2 separate regions of the Homo sapiens genome follow, and region 1 is linked to region 2. The links are chromatin loops, found by intact Hi-C in ENCODE. Cell type or tissue: heart right ventricle. All regions are shown on one strand. Links, peaks and the distances in the headings refer to the core of each region. The heading gives the core; the rest is flanking DNA.

The links. Hi-C counts contacts between places; a loop is a spot of excess contacts. Peaks named below come from ENCODE experiments on the same cell type or tissue, not always from the same donor. Only the 100,000 strongest peaks of a DNase experiment are listed, where the experiment ranks them.
Region 1: a loop joins it to region 2, with 3 times the contacts of the local background. A loop is called at or near these places in 10 of 110 quality-filtered maps.

Annotation. Positions count from the first base shown.
Region 1 is chr2:96,551,910-96,556,293 of GRCh38, reverse strand. It overlaps ARID5A (AT-rich interaction domain 5A), which reads right to left. Exons shown (of 7, transcript NM_212481.3): 7 at 3,660-4,384. The coding sequence ends at 3,981. Among named protein-coding and RNA genes, the nearest start is that of ARID5A, 17 kb to the right of the region's middle. RefSeq lists enhancers at 1,960-2,485, 4,279-4,338. In heart right ventricle, for the core only: CTCF peaks have their summits at 1,500 and 1,733 (motif pointing right); a DNase peak (open chromatin) is centred at 1,793; H3K4me3 peaks cover 604 bases; H3K27ac peaks cover 427 bases.
Region 2 is chr2:96,467,987-96,472,370 of GRCh38, reverse strand. No RefSeq gene overlaps it. Among named protein-coding and RNA genes, the nearest start is that of NEURL3, 35 kb to the left of the region's middle. RefSeq lists a silencer at 1,373-1,602. In heart right ventricle, for the core only: CTCF peaks have their summits at 1,447 and 1,648 (motif pointing left); a DNase peak (open chromatin) is centred at 1,600; H3K4me3 peaks cover 1,094 bases.

The DNA of each region.
Region 1 (4,384 bases), core at 106-4,105, 84 kb before region 2:
GGGTTTCACCATGTTGGCCAGGCTGGTCTTGAACTCCTGACCTCAGGTGATCTGCCTGCCTCGGCCTCCCAAAGTGCTGGGATTACAGGCGTGAGACATAGCGCCTGGCCAAAAATTCTGGTTTTTAAAGAGAAGCCTGATACCCACATTTTTATGTGAAATCTGATTTTTAAATTCTGGCAACTATTTAAAAACATTTAGCTGGCTGCCGTGACATGCACCTGTAGTCCCAGCTGCTTGGGAGGCTGAGGTGGGAGGACTGCTTGAGTCCAGGAGTTTGGGTGCTGCAATGCATGATGGTCTTGCCTGTGAATAGCCACAGCACCACTCCAGCCTGGGTGACACTGCAAGACCCCATCTCTTAAAAAAAAAAATTAAACACATCTCAGGCCACTGTCAGCAGCCTCTGTTGTTTGTTTTTTTGAGACAGAGTTTCACTCTTGTAGCCCAGGCTGGAGTGCAATGGCACAATCTCAGCTCACTGCAACCTCCGCCTCCTGGGTTCAAGTGATTCTCCTGCCTCAGCCTCCCTGGTAGCAGGAACTACAGGTGCATGCCATCACGCCCGGCTGATTTTTGTATTTTTAGTTGAGATGGGGTTTTGCCATGTTAGCCAGGCTGGTGTCGAATTCCTGACCTCAGGTGATCTGCCTGTTTTGGCCTCCCAAAGTTCTAGGATTACAGGCATGAGCCATCGCACCTGGCCCACCCTCTGGTTTTGAGGGTAAACCTTTGCTGAGTGGTGGAGGTCTCTCACTTCCCTGCCTGGGCTCCCAGTTGCCCCTCTGCTTCCTCCCCTGCCAGCCCATGGCTGTGCCCACCCTGAGACCACTCCCTCAGCTCCCTCCAGTGCAGGTCGCTTCTCCACGCTGTCCCGAGGTGGGGGTTGCTGCCAGCCCATGTTGCTGCCCCTGCATCGTGGCCTTGCTGTGGACCCCGAGCCCCTCCTCCCCACTTCTTGCCTGACCTTGGCACAAAGGCGGTGACTCCAAGGATTCCCACGCCCCAGCCCCTTCGTTCCTTGGCCTGCTCTCCTCCACTCACTCCCACGAGTGCACCCAGGTACAGGGAACGTCAGCCATGCCTCTTATCCCCAGGCCACCTCCTTGAGTCCTGCGGTTCTCGGAGCCCCACTGCGCTGCATCAGTCCCGCCAACCGTCCTTGGCTCCCCGCACCCAGCCTGGACTCCAGGCCTTCCACTGGCCTGGCTCCCTGCACTCGCCTCAGCTCCCTGTCCCGCTCTGCTGTGCCAGACTGTCCCGGCCCAGTGCCTCCTCGGTGGAACCTGACTCTCCCCTACTCCGAATCGTCACACAGCTTGTGGCCTGGTCCCGCCGAAACCCAAAACCCGTGCCACCAACCTCAGGTGGAACCTAGTGCTTCCCAGAGGCCCCAGGGCATGGCGGTGCTCCCGTCTGAGATCACTCATTCTCGTCCCCTCCTCCCCTCAACCTCAGGTCTCCAGCCCTGGTACTTGTCCTCAGTCTCTGCTCACTGAGGAATCAGAGGCACTGACGGGACCCCACCATTCAGGCGGGTTGTGAGCCAGGACGCTACCCTCCGAGAATCGGGTACAGCTAGTACCGGGCTGTGGGGCACTGGGCCCAGAGGGTGCCCTGGAAGCATGACTACATCCGGCTCTAGCATCTGTGCCAAAGCAGGGTCCCCTGCGTCCTGCCCAGGGCGCCCACCTGCCCAGGACAGACGTCCCACGGGAAGTGCATTCTTCAGATCGGCCTCCAGAGGGCGCCGTGATCGCAGCGCTGAGCTGCCTGCCCTCAAGTCCTGCTGACGGGCCGCCTGCCCATCTTTGTGCCAGGGCCAGGCCAATGTTGCTTCGTAGATGAAGGGCACCCTGCCCCATGCTGGGCAGGACCCTGCACACAACAGGGTCACCTCCCCTTTTATCCAGGCAGGGGATCCGACCCCAGTGATCTGTGGCCCAGCACCCAGGGCCTGGAGGGTGGGCAGAACTCAGCTCCTCCCTTCTTTTTTTTTTGAGACCGAGTTTTGCTCGTTGCCCAGGCTGGAGTGCAGTGGCGCAGTCTCGGCTCGCTGCAACCTCTGCCTCCCGAGTTCAAGTGATTCTCCTGCCTCAGACTCCCAAGTACCTGGGATTACAGGTGCCCGCCACCATGCCTGGCTAATTTTTGTAGTTTTTGTACAGATGGAGTTTCACCATCTTGGCCAGGCTGGTCACAAACTCCTGACCTCAGGTGATCCACCCCCCTTGGCCTCCCAAAATGCTGGGATTACAGGTGTTAGCCACTGCACCCAGCCCCTCCCCGTTCTTTATCATCCACTGAGCCTCCACAGCTCGGAGAGATGGACTGCACACGGGCGCATGTGGCAGTGCGGAGCTCAGGGCTGGTCACTCCAGGTGCTCAGGCTGACATCTTGGCATCTCTCAGAAGGAAAGAGGTGGAAGGTTGGGAGATGCCCCTGCAGAGCCTGAGTGCTCTCAACAGCAGGGAGCACCACTCTTTGCCCCTCCACCCGTCACAGGCCTCGCTTGGAAGGTGCCTGAGCTCTCCTCCACAGGCTGCTCCTGAAGGAGGTGGCCAGGGGCAGGGGCTGGATAGGGTGCCCTTTTGGCCTGGCCACCCACTCCCTGGTGCCAGGCATGCTGCACGTTCCCTGGTCTGGGTTCTGTCATCGTGGATGGTAGCCTTGGGCAAGCAAGACCCTGCCCATCCCCGGCCTTGGCCTCTCTACCTGCAACCTATGGGGGCCCTTCCCATGGCCGGAGTTCATGAGCATCCCAGCCCCAGCGGCCAGGGTAAGTTCCAGTGGTGCGTGTCACCCACTGACCTGCTCACACCTGTAGCCCCGACATCTGCCCTCTGCTTGGCCAGCAGTAGCCCCACTTTTCCAGGACTACATGTGAAGCTGTTTGGGTGCAGGCTGCTTGTGGAGGGAGGGGACAGTGCCTCTGAAAAGAACCCACCCTCCCTCCTCCTGAGCCAAGGCCCTGCTCCCATCCGGCCTGCAGGAAGCAGGGCGTCAAGCCGCAGGGATTCTAATATGAGCCCTGGGGCAACCACATCTGAAACTGCAGGGGCTTGTTACCGATGCAGACACCCAGGCCCAGACCAGTGGATTTGCTCCCCTTTCCCTCCAGGCACCTCCGGTGATTTCAATCCAGTGGTCATTCTGGTCTGTCCATGCGGTTCAGGCAAGTGGGGTGGGGCTGCAGAGAGGGCTCAGCTGCAGGCCCCAGAAATCTACATCCACCACCAACGCAGACCAACTCAGGCTTCCTGGTCACACCCCCAACCCCCCAGGGGCACTGGTAACAGCCTGGGGTCCCGCTCAGAGCACGGGAGTCACACAGCCTGTGCAGCCCTCCCCTGCCCCTCCTGCCAGGGGAACCTGGGCAAGTCACCGACCCTCCCAGGACCTCCAATCCCCATCTCCACAATGAGGAAGGCAGCAAGCATTCCCTGAAGCTCAACTAGGAAACTGGACTGAAGGCAAGGACAGATGTTAGAGGCTGCCTAAACGGCAGAGGCTGGGGTTTGCTTTGGGCCCGCTCTTCAGTGGGGTAGTGGCGTTCAGGTCCACCTCCTTGGCCCCCTAATGGCAGCCCCACCCACAAGCTCACCCCCGCCTTGCCTGCCGTTGCAAAGGCCCATACCACACACACCTCAGGGCTACGTGGATTCACACTGGTGTCTTTTTATTGGATTTTCCGTGGGCAACCTGGGTGCTTCGAGCTCCGCTCTGGGGCAGTGGGAGCTGCCCATCCTCTCCCAGCGCCTTATAACAACTGGGTCCTCTGCTCCTGGGCTCAGGCTGCTGCCTTGAGATAAACCCAGTTTTCCCACTGCCTTCTTCTTCACTTGTGCCAGGCTGCCCAGCCAGGGGCATGGCCCGGGTGTCCTGGGTAGCAGGCACTAGTTCAGAGCCCCCTGGCAGCAGTACCTGCCTGTTGTAGGCCCCTGTCGACTCCACAGTGTACACAACACCATGGGCTGGCCTACAGCTTGGTGTTGAGGTGGAAGAAGTGGGGCGCTGCATAGGTTGTGACTGGTGGTGCGTGCCAGGCAGATGAGGCCGGGCAAAGTCTGTGGCGGAGGGCACTGTCGAAGGACGTTGGGGGGAAGTGCATCAGGCCAGCGGCCATGGGCGAGGGGCCTGCGGTGGCCAGGAAGTGGGCCGGGAAGGCCGGGATGACCAGGGGGCTGAAGGGGAGTGCAGCCTGGCCCTTCAAGGGGCCCGGGGTGCCAGTGAAGTTCAGCGGGCAGTGCAGCATGGTGCCCCTGTAGGCCTCTGGGGGCACAGGCCCCAGGGCTGGGCCCAGAAGGCAGGAGACCAGGCCGGACCCTGCAGGTTTGGCCCCACACTTCTTGGCATCCGCCTCCTTAAGAAAGGGAGACACGG
Region 2 (4,384 bases), core at 149-4,148:
ATAATTCCCTATACCCCCCCACCCCCAATCCCTAGCAACCATGATTCTGTCTCTGTGAATTTGCCTATTCTAGATATTTCATATACGTGAAGTCATACAATATTTGTTCTTTTGTGTCTGGCTTATTTTTTAGTATAATGCCTTTGAGGTCTGTCCATGTTTATACCACGTGTCAGAATTTCATTCCTTTTTAAGGCTGAATAATACACCACTGTATGTATATACAACAGTTCCCCCCTTTTTGGGGTTTCTTCTTCCATGGTTTAAGTTACCTGGGGTCAACTGCAGTCGGAAAATATTAAACAGAAGATTCCAGAAATAAACAATTCATGAGTTTTAAATTTCTCACTGCTGTGAGTAGTGTGACAAAATTTCCCGCATCTATGCCACTGCCTGTTAGTCACTTAGTACCCAGCTTGGTTATCATATTGGTGATCTCAGTATTGCGGCATTTGTGTACAAGCAATCTTTATTTTACTTAACCGTTCTATTTATGATTCGTTATTGTTAATGTCTTACTGTGCCTAATTCATAAATTAAACTTTATCATAGGGATGTATGTATACGAAATAAACAGGGTTGGGCCTTGTAGCTCAGGCCTGTACTCCTGAAAAACACTTTGGAAGGTGGAAGTGGGAGGACCTCTTGAGCCCAGGAGTTTAAGACCAGTCTGGGCAATAGAGTGAGAACCCTCTCTCTCTCTCTCTCTCTCTCTCTCTCACACACACACACACACACACACACGCACACACACACACGGAAAAGGGGGAAAAAAACCCTTGGCATATGTAGGTAGGGTTCAATGCTATCCATGGTTTCCGGCATCCACCGGGGGTCATGGAACTGTCATGCGCCGATAAAGGGGACTACTGTACCACGTTTTGTTTACCCGCTCATCTGCAGACAGACCCTTGGGTTATGTCCACATTTGGCCTATTATGAGTGACGCTGCTGTGAACATGAGTGTACAAATACCTGTTCGAGTCCCTGCTTTCAATTCTTTTGGATGTATGTATACTTAGAAGTGGAATTGCTGGATCATATGATTATTACAAAGGGCTTTAACATGAAATGATGCCAGAACTCACTCGTAAGAGAAAATGAGAATTAAATCTCTAGTAGGCGTTTTCATCTATAAGACTGACAAAGGTCCTGAATTGATGGAATGGGGGCGAGGGGCACTGTGCACCCTTTTTGTTCCTTTTGAATCATACGATTTTGCCTATCCATGTACTCCCTGGGGTCTGCTTTTACCCGCCCCACAGGAACAAGCGGAGGGGTCTTTTGGACCCAGGCCGCGGCCCCAGATTCCTGGAACCCGATTTCGGATTCCTGGCCGGACTCCCGCCAACCCCGCCGTGGCCCCTGGGGTGTCCGCGGCTGGAGGGAAGCGCTTTCCCCTGGGGCCTGGCCCAGGTCCCTATACTGCACCCTGCCTCAGGCTGGCACCGCTGGCACCGCGGCTCTGGGCCACCCTGGGTGCGGCACAGCAGCCTGGGGCGAGGTGGGCAGGCCCCGTCTCCTGCCTCCCGCCTGCAGGGGCCCAAGGCCGCCCTCTACCAGTCCTGGAAGACAGTGACCAGCGGGTTGCCAGGGACCGAGAAGCCCGCACGGACCCTCCTTGGTACCGCCCTCTGCCGGTGGGTCGCGGGGCTGGAACCCTGCGCAGGTCCCTCAAGGGGTCTCCTTCCTGTTCCCGCCCTGTCCCATCCTGCCTCCCCAGTCTTCTTCTGCCCCTTCCCCTCCAGCCTGCAGGCTCCTAGTACCGCGGACCCTGCAGCTTCGGGCTCCGTCTGACTATTTGTGTTCAATAAACATTTGTTGAAGTGATTTAAGGAAATAAATCATACACAGGAGACTTTCGTTTGAAAGGGAAGGACCCTAGGAAGAGAACTATAAAACCAGCCTTAGGACATTAGAGAAAATCTGAACAGATGGAAGGCATATCACATTCTTGCATAGGAATATTTTTGCATGGGTAAATAAATGACCAAGGTCTGCAAGATAAGCATGAAAAACAGCAGCCGGCGGAACCAAATGAGGACATTTTGTAACCAACCGATATAGTGTCTATGTGGGAAGAGACAACTAGATTCCTGGAACAGTGAGACAATTCAGGAAGGGAGTCCAGTATATGCGAGGTTAACGGATTAAAAAGGAAGCGTTACAAGTAAGAGGGAAAAGCTAGCGTGTCCCCTCAATGGCCCTGGCCAACCTGTCTCTCCATCAGAAGGAAATAAACTGGACCCTCTCACACACCACAATCCCAAACTGAATTCTAGATGACGTTATAAATGTTAAAATAGCCAAAACCAAACCAAAGCAAAACTGAAGAAACCTAGGAGACTGATTCTTAGCCAAAATAGGAAATTCAGAAGCTATAAAAGACAGACATGTTTGCTTATATAATAATTTTAAAACTTTGCATGGTGAAGAATACCATCAGCAAATTTAATAAAGAAACAGATGCCGGGCGCGGTGGCTCAGCCTGTAATCCCAGCACTTTGGGAGGCCGAGGCGGGCGGATCACAAGGTCAGGCGATCGAGACCATCCTGGCTAACACGGTGAAACCCCGTCTCTACTAAAAAAATACAAAAAAAAAATTAGCCGGGCGTGGTGGTGGGCACCTGTAGTCCCAGCTACTCGGGAGGCTGAGGCAGGAGAATGGCGTGAACCCGGGAGGCGGAGCTTGCAGTGAGCCGAGATCGCGCCACTGCACTCCAGCCTGGGTGACAGAGTGAGACTCCGTCTCAAAAAAAAAAAAAAAAAAGAAAGAAAGAAACAGATTGGGAAAATACTATCTAATAATACTATCTCATAACCCAAAGGACAAAGGATCATTCTCTAGAATACAGTGCGTAGTATACAAAGAACTCTTACAAATTTGCAAGAAAAGATAACACAATTTTAAAAAGTGGACAAACGACACAAACAGAAAATTCACAGAAGAGCAATCCAAATGGCCACTCAACTATAAAAACATTCTCAAGTGTATTGGTGGTTGAATAAATGCAAATTAAAGTCACAATGCTGTATCATTTGTTATCATGGAGGGCAGCCATGAGAGCTGTGGCTGGAGTTTTCCCCTTACAGGGCACTGCTTCAGGTTTTGGTAAACAGCAATTTGGCAACCTGTACTAAAATAAAACATACGCATACTTTTCACTATTGTAATTCTAGAAACAGACACACCACCACATCAGAACACATGAAAAAAGTTGTCAATGGCAGCACTGTGAATAGAGGCGGAGCACAGACGGAGCGCTCATCAATGAGGAGGTGGGTGGATTAAGATGCGTCCTCAAGGTGAGTGGCAGGAAGCAATGAGATGAAAAAATTGGAGCTCTGCTCTTTAACTTGTAGGCTTTCTACGAGGTATTTGCAAAGATGTATGTTTAATAGAATTCCACTTTTGTAAAACAAATAAGGGCCAAAATCTCCTATGCATGTCTGTGTACACACACAAGCGCGTGCACACACACACATGCACGTGCACACACACACTCGTGCACGCACACACCTGGGCATGTAAGCCTCATATGATTATATCAGTATGGAGAAGGTTCTGAAAGAATATGGGCAAGGTTACATGTGTGGGGTGAGGCAATGTGGGGTGGAGAAATGGAAAAGAGAGAGGAAGGACATAAGAGAGAAGATGGGGGCTGGGCAGTGGCTCACGCCTGTAATCCCAGCACTTTGGGAGGCTGAGGCAGGAGGATGCTTGAGCTCAGGAGCTCGAGACCAGCTTGGGCAACATAGCAAGACTGTGTCTCTACTAAAAACAAAAATAAAGGAAAAAATTACAAAAGAGAGAAGGTGGGGAGAAGGAAGGGGAATGGGGAGCTGGGAGGGAAGGAGAGGCTTGAAAGGAAAAAGGCAGGCAGGTAAAAGGAAAAAAATCTTCACAGTAGACAGACAAAAGCATATATTATATATTTTAATTTGTGTAACATTATTTATGTAGTAAATATATGCTCAGAGACATAAAAAGATATAACTTTATATCTACTAATGGTAGCAAGGCCCATGACACATATTGTGCAGTGGCATGGGCAAGGGGCGGTTTTATACACACACACATGCCCACATATGTGTACATGCCACCCACTCACACCCATATGTGTACACACAATTTTGGCTAAAGCAGCCATTCCCCATCCCACAAGTGGGATGAGTGAGCATGTAGGTGAGTGAGGAGAAAGGTCCTACAGCCTTGGCTGCCAATGTTGTCTGCCTCCAAGGGCAGAGGACCGGGTCAGGCATTGACTTCAATGGAGGTGATAGGCTTTGGCTCTGTACATTTTGGGTTGGTTTCACTGGCTACTAGGATGTTTTTCATTTTTGGAATTTAAAAGGCATCAATAAGGAACATTCTTTTTTTTT